Regions from separate parts of the Mus musculus genome. Here region 1 is linked to region 2. A link is a loop called in an ENCODE intact Hi-C map of the cell type or tissue named here. Cell type or tissue: left cerebral cortex. All regions are shown on one strand.

The links. Peaks named below come from ENCODE experiments on the same cell type or tissue, not always from the same donor. Only the 100,000 strongest peaks of a DNase experiment are listed, where the experiment ranks them.
Region 1: it touches region 2 in a loop (6-fold over the local background); 3 of 42 quality-filtered maps call a loop at or near these places.

What each region holds. Positions count from the first base shown.
Region 1 is chr4:126,527,724-126,535,723 of GRCm38, reverse strand. Ago4 (argonaute RISC catalytic subunit 4) reads left to right here and starts at 2,266. Exons shown (of 18, transcript NM_153177.3): 1 at 2,266-2,539. The coding sequence starts at 2,521. In left cerebral cortex, no CTCF peak of the experiment used is centred here; DNase peaks (open chromatin) are centred at 1,635, 2,104, 2,921 and 3,235; H3K4me3 peaks cover 1,815 bases; H3K27ac peaks cover 1,034 bases.
Region 2 is chr4:126,464,294-126,472,293 of GRCm38, reverse strand. It overlaps Ago1 (argonaute RISC catalytic subunit 1), which reads left to right and starts at 3,711. Exons shown (of 19, transcript NM_153403.3): 1 at 3,711-3,897. The coding sequence starts at 3,873. In left cerebral cortex, a CTCF peak has its summit at 3,530 (motif pointing right); DNase peaks (open chromatin) are centred at 3,582, 4,274, 4,444, 6,282 and 3 more places; H3K4me3 peaks cover 1,747 bases; H3K27ac peaks cover 1,702 bases.

The DNA.
Region 1 (8,000 bases), 63 kb before region 2:
AGTTCGAGGCCAGCCTGGTCTACAGAATGAGTTCCAGGACAGCCAGGGCTACACAGAGAAACCCTGTCTCGAAAAACAAAACAAAACAAAACAAAAGAGTGTGTGCTGCTCTTGCAGGAGACTTAGGTTCAAGTCCCAGTCCCTATATTCAGCAGTTCATAACCACCCTTAACTCTAGCCTCACAGGACCAGGAGCACTCTTCCGACTTCCATGTGTACTACATTCACACGCACAAACCCACAGTCAAACCCATACACATCCCCATAATTGAAAAAAAAAAACAAAAACAAAACTTTAAAAAAAAACCAACAAACTGTGAGCTTCATCCTGGGCATGGTGATGCATACATGTCTGTAACTCGGCCCTTGAGAATCCATGGCAGAAGGATCAGCAGTCATCCTTAGTCACACAGCAAGTTCTAGACCAGCCTGGGGCATGTGAGACCCTGTCTCAAAACAGCAATAACAAAATCCAAACCAAAACAAATCCCTTGAGCTTCTTTCTAGACAGTGGTTTTTCTTTTCCTTTTAGTTATACACCAGTTTTTCTTTTCTTTTCTTTTCTTTTCTTTTCTTTTCTTTTCTTTTCTTTCTTTCTTTCTTCCTTCCTTTCTTTCTCTCTCTCTCTCTCTTTCTTTCTTTCTTTCTTTCTCTGTGTGTGTGTGTATGTATGTGTGTGGATTTGTATGTGTGTGTGCATACATGTGTATGTGTATGTGCAGGTATGTGATGTGTGTGTGGTGTATGCATGTGCATGTGTAAGTGTGTGGTGTGTATTTATGTGTGTATGTGGTATGTATATATCTGTGTGTGTATCTGTGTGTGTATGTATGTGTATGTACTGTATGTGTGTGTATGTACAGTGAGCTCCAGTGATCTGCCTGTCTTTGTCTCCTCTGTCTCACTCTGCAGTCCTGGCTGTCCTAGAAGTCACTACATAAGTAAACCGAATTGGCTCTGAACTGCCTCAGTCTCCCTAGTGCTGAGATTAAAGGCTACACTGGGCTGGAGTCTCTTAAAACATGGATTGCCTTAAATTCTTTGGTAGCAAAGGCTGGCCTTGAACTCTCCAACTTCCTACTCAGGCTGTCAATGTTATAAAGTACCTTTACCCACTGAGCCATCTTCCTTATAAGAAAAAGAAGTTGGGGGCTGTAGAGATGGCTTTAGTGGTTAAGGGTACCTCATACTCTTGCAGAGGCCCCAGGTTTGATTCTCAGCCCCTACACAGCTTACATTATCTGTAATCCTGTTTCGAGGGGATTCGATTTGGTCTTCTGGTCTCCGGAGGCACCAGGCACAAACACATGCATGCAGGCAAAAAATACTCATACACATAAATTAATTAAAACCAACCAAACAAAAAGGAGCGGTTTGAATAGAAGTTACCATGGGAAGACCGTGTGATAGCACAAGAAGATAGATTTCTACAACCGAAGGAGAAAAATCACACCCCCTGCCCCAACTCGCCTTGATTTTATTAGACTGTCGGTGTGCAAAACTGAGAGAAAACGCATTTCTATTGCACTAAGCTGAGGTACCCAATGGTGGGCCCCAGCAAACTAGAATGAGAGTGTTGTGCCTTTTTAACTAATAGACTGCCGTTGCCCGTTTAGTTGACCAGACAGCCTATGGTCCTGTCTTAACTGGAAGTCCTGAATGGAAACTTTAAGGACACTTGACTCGCTGAGCTACCTGCTGCCTTGGTGACATGTTGACCAGTCTTGGGACCCAGAACAGAACCTGCTTTCCCTGCACAGGGAAGGAAGGTGACTGGATATGTGGTGTCCGGGGTGAGGGTGGGGGTGGAGTAGGAGGAATGACTGAAGGTGACTGAAGGACCGATTGTGCCTGAAGTGTCCAGGGGTCATCTCTGGTGGTGGTGGAGCGATGGAGGACAGGTTCCTAAGGTGAGTCTCAGGACGAAGTGGAGGGCTGCTGCCTGTGGGTCATCAAGGACTGGAATCCAGCTCTTTCGATGGCGACTTGGAGGAAGGTTGCCAGAATGGGGACCGGCGGAGCGGCGTGCGGGACCGCAGGCGAGCGGGCCCGCTGGTGGAAGGGCGGGCGGGCGCGCGCCTGACGCGTCCTCTGGGCTCGGCCCCCCGGGCGCGCGCCCGTCCCTGCCGCACCCCGCCCCCTGCCTCGGTCAGGCTCGCTGGACCCCGCGCGTGCGGGGCCGCGCACGCCCCCTTCGCTAGCCGGGACCCGGGACCGCAGGCGCCTGGCGCCCCCGCCCCGCCCGGCGGGCGCGCGCCGCCTCCCGCTCCCGTTCCAGCTGGCGGCGGCGGCGGCAGCGGCCGGGATTGTTTTTGTTGTCGCTGAGGCCGGAAGAGCCGTGACAGAGTCGGGTCCCTGTCCCCGGACTGGGCGCCGCCGCCGCCCCCTGCCCGCCCCCGGCCCGCGTCTTCGCGGCGCCGCTTCAGCGCCAATATTCCAGAGAGCAAGCGTTACGCGGCTCCGGCGGGGCCCGGAGCGGGAGGCGCTGGGGACCGGAGCGAGGCGGCCCCCGTCGCCGCCATGGAGGCGCTGGGACCCGGTGAGGAGCGCGCTCGGACCAGGGTCAGACCTGGGGCTCGGGAGGGCAGACAGACCGGCGGAAGGGACTGTCGCTGCCCGACCGCCGCTCGCGGACCCGGCTGCCGGCTGCCAGGCCCCGGGAAGGAAGGGGTCCCATGCCCTCGTCCCTGGGGGGCGGGGACCACGCCCCAGCTGAAGACTCTAGGTCTATTCGGGACCCGTCTAAGGGAGGGAGGCTCAAGAGGTGACCCGAGTTCCCCGGGGTAGGGCAGACCTGTTCGGACCTTAGATCTCTGTCCACGGTCGCCGCGAGGCTAGTTGGGGCCTCAAATGGGACCGTGTGTCTGGGGCACGCCGAGGCCCGGCCCAAACCTGGAAGGCCTTCTACCTTCTGTCAAGGGTTTTCTTGGTGTGGGGCAGAATCCCTGTTTTCTTTTGCACTGGCATCTGGTTCCTCAGATGAGGAGGAGAGACCCACTCACTCATGTCCCTGAAAGCCAAAGGGAGAAATGTCCGTTCTTTTTCCAAAACTCTGAAGTTTGGTATCTGTCAGTTTGTCAGTCCCAGAGTGCTCTGGAATGACAATCCAATACTCTCCAGCAAGGGCATCAATGCCCTGCCTTCCCTTTTAATTGGGTTATCAGAGGCTGTTAAAATCAAACGAAAAAGTGTTTTTGAAACTGTGATTCTTTGCTGGTTATGGGTGGCCCCTGGTTCTCTCGCTCTCTGCTCCAACCCAAGGAAGCTTTCCAAACTCTCACGAATACTCTTCGTTTGGAGCCTTGTGCTCCTGTCTCAAGCCCTACAACAGGTTGCTAATGGCTTGGCTAAGTAGGGCAAGGTTTAGGGGCAGTGATGGAATTAGTTTTCATATTCAAACCTTGTCTACATAGTAGACTTAGTTGTATGTTTTTAAAATTCATAGAAAATTAGGTTTATTGTTTGCATTTGGAAATTTTGCAGGTTTGTTAACTTGGAACATATTTACATAACTGAGCGATTAAATCCTATCTTTATTTGCTGCTTAAGGTTTTCTTAAAAAGCCCACATAGTCAAATGTCATAAGCCTTCAAAAAATAAATCGGCTTAGCTGGGCATGGTGGCATATGCTCATAATGCAAACAGTTCTGGGGTGGAGGCAGGGAGCTCCAGAGTTCAAGGCCAGTCTCAGTTACAAAGTGAGTTTGAGGTAGGCCTGGGCTACTTGAGACCCTGATTATAAAATAAACAAACAGGTTTGAGCCTGCTGTAGTGGTGCATACTTATAATCTCAGCATTTGGAAGGCTGAGGAGGAGTAAGAGTTTGAAGATAGTTTGGACTACATAGACTGTTTCTAAAGGGAAAAAACCACATTGGTTTGTTACAGATTGTCAAATATATTGTTATATATATTTGATAAACCTCAGCATATTATGCTGTTATTTCAGACATGTTCCTATAGATAAAGGGATGCTTATGGCTTTGGGACTGTACCAAACTTCTATTCAAAACTAATATAGTAATTTCATACTTGGATTACCCCCCAACCCCCACCTCCACTTCCCCACAACTTACTTATGTTGAACTTCGGTTTCCTCTTCTCTAAGACAAGGCTAATGTGCTATAAGACTGACAGTGTGAGAATGAAAGCTGACGTTTGTGCAAAGTCCTGTCAAGTTCAGTACAGATGTTCGACAAATGTTTCTTTTTTTCTGTCCCATGAGTAACTTAAAATGGAAGCAATTGTTGCATTTATTAGCTGATATGGAAAGAGATGATGTATAACTGTGCATACAGCTGAGTTTCATGGAAAGACTCACTATGGAGATGTAAGGAGCTGTCCAGGAAACCAGCTGCCCACCCTCTTTGCTTTGCTTTTAGTTTTTGCAGGTTAGAGGACTTGGAAGTTAACTCAGAAATGCTGGATTTGTAGAAAATGACTATTCAATCACCCTATTTAAAAGGCATCAATGATTTAAACCAAAAATTTACATAGATCTTCTTCGTTGAATAATGTTTTCCTGTGTGCCTTATAGCAGACTCTTGGTATCCAACTACCTTAGAAACTCAGTTACTAATGAGTACTACCAGTTACTTGTTGAGCATGGACTGGGAACAGAGGGAGCCCATGGGTTTGGTGGGATGTTACTTCTAGGCTGTTTTTAGAACTTAAGAAGCACTTTTGCTTCCATTAGAGAGTGCCTAGCTCTAGTGTGTTGGGTCCTCTGCACTTCAGCAATCCCTGGGAGGCCTCTTAGTCCTGCTCACTCCTCTGTCATGGCCCAGGTTCATCATCTCATTCATTTTGGTTATAGTGATTAGAACCTTAATTTTTGCATGCTTTTCGTAGTTGTTGGCTTGTTTATTTATGTTTGTTTTTGCAGTGCTTGGGACCCACGAATAATAAGCAAATGTCCTACCACTGAGCGGCAGCCCTCCAGCCCTTTGCAGTACTTTATAACTTGTGAAATACTTTTATATGGGCTGGAGAAATGACTCAGTGGTTAAGAGTACTGGCTGTTCTTCCAGAGAACCTGGGTTGGATTCCCAGCGCCCACATAGTGCCTCACAACTGCCTGTAACTCCAGTCTCAGGGGATCCAACACCCTTTTCTGGCCTCTGTGGGCACTGCATATATGTGGTACATGGACACACATGCAAGAAAAAATATTCACACACATACAAAAATAAATAATTCTTTCTAAGAAAATAGTTTAATAATTATGAGCTCATTTGAGCTGTACTGGGTGGCTTATAACTTGATCTCAGCACTTGGAAGGCTGAAGATGAGGGATTACTGAGTGCAAAGCCTAGGTCACTGAGGAAGAACCTATCAAAACAAACAGCAGCAACAATAAACCTCACCAGCCAACCATTTAACAAGCCAGCTAACCAAACAAACGAGCAAATCCTATTAACCCATTTGATCCTTTGGGAAGTAGACAAAGTGTATGTCTATTTTCATTTTACAAATGAAGAAATGAGATTCGAGGAGTATAAATGAGTATAAATGACTTCATCGAGACTCATAGCTCTGTGGGAAAATGAGGGCCAAAGTGTGGGGCAGCTTATATTTATTCTAACACCCTCTTTATTCAAGGCTGATCTCATCCATTCTGAGTTAAGTCATAAACATCTTGTTTTCAGAAAATGTAATTTTTTGACTGTCCAACGTCCTACAGATGCTCCCAATATAAAACCGGAATACCTGTGAGCATTAACTCTGACCGTTATGCAGCTGTTATAATAGCAAACACTTATTGAATGCATAACTGTTACAAAGCACTGTTAAGCCTTTTGTGGACGTCATCTCCTGGAATCCTCACTATAGCATTGTGAGATAGATGCTATTATTACCACTTACCCCTGTTTTATAAAAGTGGAAGCTGAGCTATAGAGAAGCTAGGAAATAGCCTGATGCTGTCCAGTTAGGAAATGGTAACACCAGAACCAAACTCAAATCCGGATCGTTTGGCTCCTGAGGCTCAGCTGCTATGTTTGTTTTATTAAGTAGATAGTTTGCCTAACTCAAAGAAATTGGCTTTTGAACTAAAAATTTTAGAAAATAATTTTTCGGTTTTTTTGAGACAGGGTTTCTCTGTATAATCCTGGCTGTTCTGGAACTCACTCTGTAGACCAGGCTGGCCTTGAACTCAGAAATCTGCCTGCTTATGCCTCCCAAGTGCTGGGATTAAAGGAGTGCACCACCACTGCCCAGCTAGCATACCATTTCTAAATAGAGAAGTGGTCACTCACCTGGCTTTCTTGTGTCAAGAAAAAGAGACATAAAATATTTTACTCTACTTTTTAGAAAAGATTTACTTATTTATTTATTAATTTATATGAGTACATTGTAGCTGTCTTCAGACAGACCAGAATTGGGTCCCATTACAGATGGCTGTGAGCCACCATGTGGTTGCTGGGAATTGAACTCAGGGCTTCTGGAAGAAGTGCTCTTAACTTCTGAGCCATCTCTACAGCCCACTTTTTTTTTTTTTTTTTTTTGATGCTAAGGATCAGCCTAGGGTGTTATCTTGTATCTATAGGGGCATCCTTTACCAATGAGCTGTACTCCCAACCTTATATTTAACCTCTTTTATTTCAATCCCTTTGCCATTAAGTACTTTAGAGAAGTGTAGATAATCAAAGACCTGTGAAATCTGGGGAAGAAATGGGAGACTTTGATCCAGTGACTGTTACAAATCTGTTTCCTAGGGAACTCATTTGATTCAATTCTGCTTCCAATTTCTCCTTTAAAACTGGATTCTTTGTAATTGTATGTTACAATGATTGCTTACATGTATTTTGTGCAAGGCTGATTTATCTGCATGGTTTCATTGGGTTGATTGGTAATTGCCTTATCACACCCCAGTGCATCCCAGTGATGCATTTCATATGCCACGTGCTTCTGTACTGTTGAAGAACAATTGTCACATTTTGCATATTAGGGTTGAGGTTTCTGATTTCTACCTGGCTTTAAGGTTGCTCTTCCACATGTATGGAATTCATACAGCTTGCTGGGTGATGAGGTAGGTGTTGTGGGAGCCAGAACTGAAATTCTAGTTCTTTTAAGGATCTGTGTAAGTCTAGTACAGAAGACAGGACAATATAACAATTTGATCCCTTTAAAAATTATGTTTGGAAGCCAGGGCAGTGGTGGCGCACGCCTTTAATCCCAGCACTTAGGAGGCAGAGGCAGGCAGATTTCTGAGTTCAAGGCCAGCCTGGTCTACAGAGTGAGTTCCAGGACAGCCAGGGATACACAGAGGAACCCTGTCTCAAAAAACAAAACAAAAAAAATGTTTGATGTGTGTGTGCCTGTGTGTGTGTAATCAGTTCACTGTGTTCACCATGGGGACACAGGGATCAGACTCAAGAGTTTGGCAGCAAAGTACCTTTACCTGCTGTGCCATCTTGCTGGTCCACAAGTGATTTCTTACACTTGTGCTAAATCCTACCCTACACACAGGGTCTTGTGTATACAGGGGGTAGATCTTTCTTAGAAAATTGCATCTGAACTACATTCTGAAGTTTAGACTTTAGGAGGAAATGAACAATAAATTGAATATGTGAAGAGATTTTCAATACTTTAACTATTAGTATATGGCGATTTGTCAATAGAATTTCCATCAAGATATTTGCTGTGGTGTCCTTAAGTGATGTTGGACCACAGCAGATAAGTATTTCAAAGCTTTCCCTTTTTAGTGGCTTCTCAGCCAGTAAAATGTCACTTTAGTAAGAGAACTTGTAACTTTCCATTGTAACCACAGCCTACTTTGCTCAGTGCCTATTCATAATGGAGAAGATGCTTATGTTTTAGGCCAGTGTCCACTTGATAGTCTCATTAGAGGGAGATTGGTTAGATAAGTACCTGCAGGCTGTGTCTACAAAATCCTTTCCCAAAGAAGGTTAATAGAGGTTCAGTTTTGAGAGGGGGAATGGGGGTCAGGAGGAAGAAGGAAGAAAGGGAAAGGGGAGGGGGACAGGAGAGAAAGAGCTG
Region 2 (8,000 bases):
GCTGCAAACCTCCTCAGCTCCTTCAGTCCATCCTCCATCAGGAACCCCCCCAGCCCCCCGCCCCCCCAGCTCAGTCCAATGGTTGGCTGCGAGCTTCCTCCTCTGTATTTGTCAGGCTCTGGCAGAGCCTCTCAGGAGACAGCCATATCAGGCTTCTGTCAGCAAGCACTTCCCAGCATCCACAATAACATCCGGGTTTGGTGGCTGTATCAGATCACTTGATATGGTTTCTTATCAGATGCACTTTCTAATACAGATCACAAACATCTCCCTGTTTATTTCTTGATCAAGCTGGATAGTTTATCATCATTGTTCTTAATTATAACTAGTCAATTACTACTGATTTCCTTGAATTTTCCATTTACTTTTTTTTGTTCTCATTCTATTCTCTCTCTCTCTCCTTCTGTTTCTTTCCCTGTCCCCCTCCTTCCCTTCCCCTCACCCCCCACCCCAGGTGTCTCTCACTGTGTTGCCCAGGCTAGTAGCAAACTCCTGGGCTCAACAGATTCTCATCCTCTTGCCCTCATGAGTGCTGGAGTATGGGCACGTACCACTGTGCCTGTATTCTACAATGTTTTTAATGTTTAGAAGAGGAGAGCACAGATGGGGATACAGTTTTTTGTTTTGTTTGTTTCTTTTCTTTTTTCTGTCATTCTTCCTATTTCAGTTCTAAGAAGTTGTGAGAGGAAAGGTGAGTAGACTGGTACCCACAGATGGTAGGCCTCTGTGTGTTGGCAGTGGACAATGAAAGGGTTGAATGGGGAAGAGAGTGCGCCAGTAGAGTTCCAGGGATGTATATTTAGAGCTAATGAGTGGCCAGCAAGATGCACCCACCACTGAGCTTCATGACCTGAAATTGGTAACTGTGACCTAGATTGCCCTCTGACTTCCACATATATGCTACGGTGTGAACACACAAAACAAAACATAATTTAATAATTAAAAACCAGAGACCCTGAGTGTGTCAGCCTGAAAAACAAAGTGCTCTCTGAATTTCCTTCTACCCCTTTTCTTAGCTGAGATGGGGGTGGGCATCATAATGGTGGGGGCAGTCTGTCTGCAGAAAAACTCTGACAGCTGGGCCAGAGTGTGACACCACTGTACCCTTTGGAGGTCAGTCAAAGGAGTGATCAGTTCCTTTCCTTAAAATAAACATAAGGCTGAGTCTTAACAGAAGGAGACTCAGAGGGAGACTCAGGCTTTTGGGGAATGCTTTCCTTCCCACTCACTTAACCCAGGCAAAGGTCTTAACTCAGGCCAAATGTCTTGCTATTTCTAAACGTTGTTTTTTGTTTTCTCTATGCTCTATTTAATTCAGCTAAATCCAAATTTACTAATTATCATAGGCACATATTTGCTTAACAGCGAATGAGGCAGAAATGTATCTGATATGATCCATCTTTTAGGAACTTATTGTGTGGGAGGCAGATAGTGACTGATAGCAGCTGCTCCTGTGGTCCCATCCCTTTGGGCTCTGTTCTGAAGTTTTATTAATTCTTGTAATGTTCAAAACAGCCAATGATGTAGCTACTACAGCACCACCATTTTACACAAGAGGAAAGTGAGAAACAGAAAAGCAAAATGGTTTGTCTAATGTTGCATAATTAGTGAGTGGCAGGCTAAGGATTGAAGCCAAGACAAGCCAGCTCTAGAGCTTTCTTCTTAGTCCCTGGAGAGCACTAGTCCTTAGTGTGGCCCCCAGCTTAGCCATATCTGCATCATCTGAAAAGTTATTACACACACACACACACACACACACACACACACACACACACAGAGAGAGAGAGAGAGAGAGAGAGAGAGAGAGAGAGAGAGAGGTTTGTTTGCTTGTTTGTTTGTTTGTTTGTTTGTTTGAGATAGGGTCTCACTCTGTAGTCTTGGATGTCCCAGAACTCACACTAAGTAGACCAGACTGGCCTTGAACTCACAGAGTTCTGCCTGCCTCTGCCTTATCAGTGCTGGGATAAAGGCCTGCGCTACCCCACCCACCTGAGACATACATCCTTTTACTCAGCATAAGGCCTATGACTCACTCCGAAGGCAACTCACAAGCTGAAAGGAAGCTAGGCATACTAAAATGAATGTCTTTAAGTTCATCTCACTAGTAAGGTGTGAACATCATCCATCTCCTAAACTCCTTCTCCTTTGTATAGCATCTGATGTAAGGTGAACATTGAAAATACATAGAAGCTGGGAGTGGTGGTGGCCAGCTTTCATTCCAGCACCTGGGAGGCAGAAGAAACTGAATACTGTGATTTGAAGGCTAACCTGATCTATATAACAAGTCTCAGGCCAGCCAAGAGCACATAGTGAGACCCTGTCTCAAAAAAATGTGTGTGTGTGTGTGTGTGTGCGTGCGTTTGTGTGTGTGTGTGTGTGTGTGTGTGTGTGTAAGTTACGTTTGAGCTGGGTCTCTCTGTAATTACCCCATCAGTGCAGCAGACCAAATGAGAAGGTTATGTGAGACGATCAAGGAATTAGCTGTGGTGCTTCTGGCAAGGTAAGAAAAGGGTACCCACACTAGAGACTATGAGAATGACAGGGAATGCTTTGAGAGCACTTCATAAGGTAAGCATGTCAAGACACAGTTGAATATAGCAAATAGACAAGGGAGACAGGAGCTGATATTTTTGGCATGGAGATGCAGTTCACTGAGACAGGACAAATATATGTATTTTGTAGGGGAAAAAGAAAGGGTTAGGTTTGGACTTAAGTTTGAATTGTTAGATCCAGCTGGAGCTGTCCAGCAGACAGTAGGAAATATGAAGCTGCAACATGGTAACGTATAGATATTTGGGCATTAAAAGTGGATGAAGCTGTGAAGAGGCAAGGGGAGAGTAGAATATAAAATTCAGGTCACTACAGTGAACAAAACAAGAGGAGCCACTGAAGAAAGCTCTTCAGGACAGACATTAGGAGACTTAAGAAAATGTGAAAGCCAAGGAAAGTCTTTTTTTTTTTTAATTTTTAAGAAGAGATATAGTTTCAGATGCTGCAGGGAAATAATAGGAAATTAGCCTTTGGGGTTTGACACAAAACGTCATTAAGAGATTTGGTAGGAGCAAACGTTCTGCAGACGAAAAAGTGGAGGCAGGTGCTTCCTGCAGATAGAGAGCTCTGTCAGTGTCAAAACTGTTACACCGGCCAGAATAGGCAAGGTTTCTAACACATTTGTGGTCTCAGCGCCAGGCACGCAGCCTGGAAGGGTGGGTGGCATTAATGAGATCAGCGACTAGGGACACAGAAAGACTGACTTAGCAGAGGCAGTCAAGACTTAAGGGTGAGGGTGATTGGGAGAGGTGGGAGGCAGGGCCTTTGAGTGATTGGGTGTTGGAGGGGGAGAGGGTCGGGGAATGGGTGGGAGCCAGGCTCTGTGTTGATAGCGGGGCTGTGGATAGGTTTCCAGAGATCTGTTTAGGGAAAAGACAGGGCCCCAGGCTGCAGCCGGGGAAGGGGTGTCGCCCAGCCCCTCCCCTCTTACGCCACTGCGCGGCTCCGCCACTGGAGCCCTCCCGCCAGGCTGCACGGCTACGAGTGGCCGCCAGAGGCCGCTGCACGGTCCCCGCGCCCCCGCCCCTCTCCATTGGCCTTTGTTGCCGTCGAGCGCCCCGCTTGACTCGTTCCCGTCCGCCCCATGGGCCCATCGGTCGCGCCTGCGCACTGGCAGCTACTCGGGCGCTAGCAGGGGGAGCTGCTGCAGGCTCCGCGGCGGCGGCAACGGAGGCTGCGGGGGCGACAGCGCGAGCGGCCGGGCTTCGGGGGGGAGCCGAGCCCGGCCCGGGAGCCCGAGCAGTGCAAGTGCGAGGTACCTAGGCCCCTCACGCTGGACTCCTCAGTCTCCCGGCCGCCTGTCCTCCGCACGGGTATATGGGATGGAAGCGGGACCCTCGGGAGCAGGTAAGGGCCCTCGGGGACTGGGAGCAGTGTGTATTCCAAAGCCCTATAGGCTCTCGCGGCATAGAGCATGGTTGCAGAGTGAGGAGAGGGGCTCTCAGGGGATGGGGGGCCCATTTTGAAGGGGGTTGTATGCAGTTCCGGCTGAGAACCATGTGAAGATCTGAGACCCGGGCTGTTTGTCCTAGGAAGCAGTATACTGTCCCGAGGGTGAGAAGTAACCTGGGAGAAGGGCCTGAATGCACGGTGTCCTTCCGTGAGGTCTGGGGAGGCCTATGGGGAGGCCCGGCAGGTGGCAGGGGGGCGGGCTCCAGGTGTCCTGGAGAGGAGGGGGGCGACACAGATGGGCCTGGAACTACCGCCTGTCGGGGGGCGGGGGCTCGGCCGTGCTGGGCTGGGCTAAGCTAATGTCTCTGGGGAGTAGGCGCCGGGGCTGGCCTCTGAGCTCCGCCCAGCTGGGCCTGAAGCGGGGGTGAGGGTCAGGGGGCGGTGGGTGGGGATTTAGACCAGGGATTTCCCCCCTTAGATTGGGGACTTGAGTGGTGGCGCGGGAGCATGCGCGGAGGTACCAGCCTGAAGGGCTGCCCTATGTGGTGGGGGCGTGGCTGTTGGAGTATCCCTCCTGTGCCCCTGGGTTTAGGAGGAGTGTGCAGTCTCGCAGATTCTGTTTGCGTAGTACAAATGGGAATTGCCTTCTGTCTTGGGGGAAGGGTGGGGGGCGGTCTCTGACACTTGGTCCTTAAACCCCGGAGTAGCAGTTTGTCAAAGAAAGGGTCGAGGTCAACTGCCAGAGTGCATTTTCTGCTGCATGAGGATGGACGGGGACCAAAGCCTTGCTTTATGAGCTACTTCTCTCAGAAGATAGGCCTTAGGAAAGTGTTGGTCACTGAGAAACTAGGCCCACATGTTTTTCAAGTTTCTAGACCACTCCTGAGAAGAGATGGGAGCTTTTAATCTGAAGATAGTGCCCTCCTTTTCCATGAATTGACTCTATATCACAATATAATCTCTCTATATACCTGTGCCTCCTGTTTCCTAGTGGATCTTTTCCCACGTCAGGAGCATGTCATTAGACTCAAAGCTGCCAAGCTTGTCTGCCTGATAGAAACAAGTTGTTAGGCAGACACACTGGTGGCGCACGCCTTTAATCCCAGCGCTGGGGAGGCAGAGGCAGGCAGATGAATGAATTCAAGGTCAGCCTTGTCTACAGAGCGAGTCCCAGGACAGTGTCTCCAAAAAACAAACAAACAAACAAACAAAAACAACAACAACAAAAAGAAAACCAAAGAGGGGAGAGAAGAGGGAGAGAGAGAAGAAAAAAGAAGCAAGATGTTGGGGGTGGGGCAGCATTGACCTGATAATAGCTCTAACTTACTTTTCCTATTTAGAGGATACACACACACACACACACAAGGAGGAACTGATCTGTAATGTGTACTGATTGTATTTTCCCAAACACAGATAGCCTTGTTAGGTAGAGTGTAAATCCTTATTTTCTAGGTTGGAAACTACTACCAACAAACCCGGGGACTATAGAGTAGGACCCACGTCCAGACAGACTGACGAAAGCTTATGTCCTGAATTGCTAATGGTTTTATCCTGACGAGTGTCTGATGGGTTCTGGGGTGATGAAGAAAGGGGGCTTGTTTGTTACAGGACAGAAGGAAGCTGCCAGGTGAAGGGCTGGAGAACTGGAGTCAGCTGGATCATTGGGAAAATGCTAGTGGCGTCATCAAAAGACGGAATTAAAATTCAGGCTGGGAACTCTGATGGAGGGACCCCATAGCTGTTTCCTTCTGGGGCTGGACTGCTGTTCTTTTGGAAGGTGCTGGAGTATTCTGAGAAGACTCAAAACACTGTTGCTCACGTCCAGATGTGCCTTCAGTGAACTGGTGTGTTCGGGCATGGCCTGGCCTGAGAGTGCCTTGAGGGTAGAGGTGCTGTCCGACTTATCTGTGTGACAGTGCAGCAGTTGCTTGGCGTCTGGAGGGCCTGACACAGAGAGCATGTTTATTAATTGACTCAGATCATTCAAGTGTGAGCATATGGTTAAACTCATGTGCCTATTCTGTAATTTGTGTCTATGCATGTGGGTGGTTAATGTTTGTGGACAGATATTTTTCGAGAGATCGGCCTCAGTCCTTGCTTGCCCACCACCTGATTGACCGAGGGTACACGCCCTCTGAGTAGTCGGCTGGCTTCTTTAGAAGATGTGTGAGCCCCTGAGTCGCTGGGGAGGAATCCTGAGCCTGGGCCTTGAGCTCGGTTACTTTTCCTTCTCAGTGCTTGTAGGGGATGGGGGAGGGGGAGTGTCATTTTCAGGGCCCCTCCCTTCTTGCTTTTGTCTGCAGGGAAGGGCCCCGCCCCTTTCCCCCTAGGCTGGAGCTTTGTCCTCTGTGCTGGGGCCCTCATCTGCATCACAAAGTGGCCGTCTGTCCCTGTCTGGGTCTGAGGGGAAGTGTCTTCCTTTCTCAGACTAAAAGCTGGGGGCAGGGCGAGGTTGGGGAGTAGAGACTGTACAGCTGTGCAGCTTTCCTGGGGACAGAATGGCAGAGAGGTAGTTGTTTCCTCATGCCTTCTTTCCTAGTTTGGGGATGAAGTGGAGATGTGTTCTCCGTTTTCCCTGAATCCTGGACAGGAGAGTGCTCTTGGGCTGGCACTGGTGTACTGTCCATTTCTGGGGTGGAGAGCGCCCTGAGGGGAGTGTCTGTCTCAACTCACACCCTATAATTTCTGCTTTGCCCTTGGTTCTAGAGGGATGTCTTTCTCCCAGAATTTCAACTGATTTTTTTCAGTTTAGGAGGCAAAAGGTGAATGGGATCCTAGAACTTGGGAAAGGGAAAGATCTATCCGAAAGGGGGCAAGTGCTTCTCCAATGCAGAGTTTATGATTGTTCGTTCGGGACCGTTGCGAGTGTGGTTGTGTAGTTGTGTACTCTTGTGGTGTGCCTATGGGTAGACTTGGTCATTCATTTCATATGGGTATACTAAGTACCTGTCTTTGTGCCCGGCATTAGCTTGAGCTGTGACTAGGTCAAGTATGGTCCTCTTTTTGAAACACTGAGCTGAGGATGGTGAGTGTATGTGCAACAGTAAACTTTAAAGAGCTAGGATGTGAGAGGGGTGTTTGTTAGTGGGCTTGTGCGCAGTGTCCGCTCAGCTCTTTCTGGGATAGGTGTGACTAGTTTAGTTCCTTTGCCGCTGAGTTCTTTGGGCTGGACTTGCATGCTCCTCTGTGGAAAGGGGCTGGGGCTGATTTGACAGGTGGTTAGAGGGAGTCAAGTCCTTCAGCTTTGGAAAGTGTGCACCTCCCACAAAATGGTGCTCTTCCTGACCCCCCTCCCTAAGATATGCTCCGTATCCTCCCACCCCTGCCCCATCCCCCAGTCCTTTCCATGAAAGCAGAGCTCTGGTAAAGGGAGGTTCTGAGTTTATCCCTCTTCCACCTGGGCTAGTCTTCTGCAGGCAAGAACAATAGTAGCTGAGGACAAAGGCCCCACTTAGTCAACACACACACACACACACACACACACACACACACACACACAGAGAGAGAGAGAGAGAGAGAGAGAGAGAGAGAGAGAGAGAGAGAGAGAAAAGCTGGCCTATGCTAGCCTTTCCCAAGGGCCCCTTCTGTTCTGAATCGATCCTTTCTGCTGTCTGGACCCTCTGTGTGGAAAGATTTGTGGAGAATGGAAAGTGCTGTTTATTCCCCTTCTGACCTGCTGCCTCCCCTCTTACTGCTCTTCCTCCTTCCAGAACCTCCAGCTTTCTTCCTCATGTGAGCTTTTCTTTCCTTCTGTTTCTTCATTCTACATCTTGATAGTTTTTTCCCTGTACCCCAATCCAACTTACCTTGCCTTATCTGCACCCTTTCCCCCACCCCCTTCCTGTCTGTTTTCTCTTGTGTCCTCCAGATCCGACCTTCTCTCCCACCCTGGCAGTCTCCTCTTAGTCTGCAGATGCTGTCCTTCAACCCTTCTCTTCTTTATGTCTCTCCAGAGCCAGCCACTGCATGTCTCAATCCTCTCTCAGGCACCGGCCTTGCCCTTCCCAGCCTGGATTACTTAGGGTCATTCTCCTGTCCACATTAACAGAGGGTGTAAT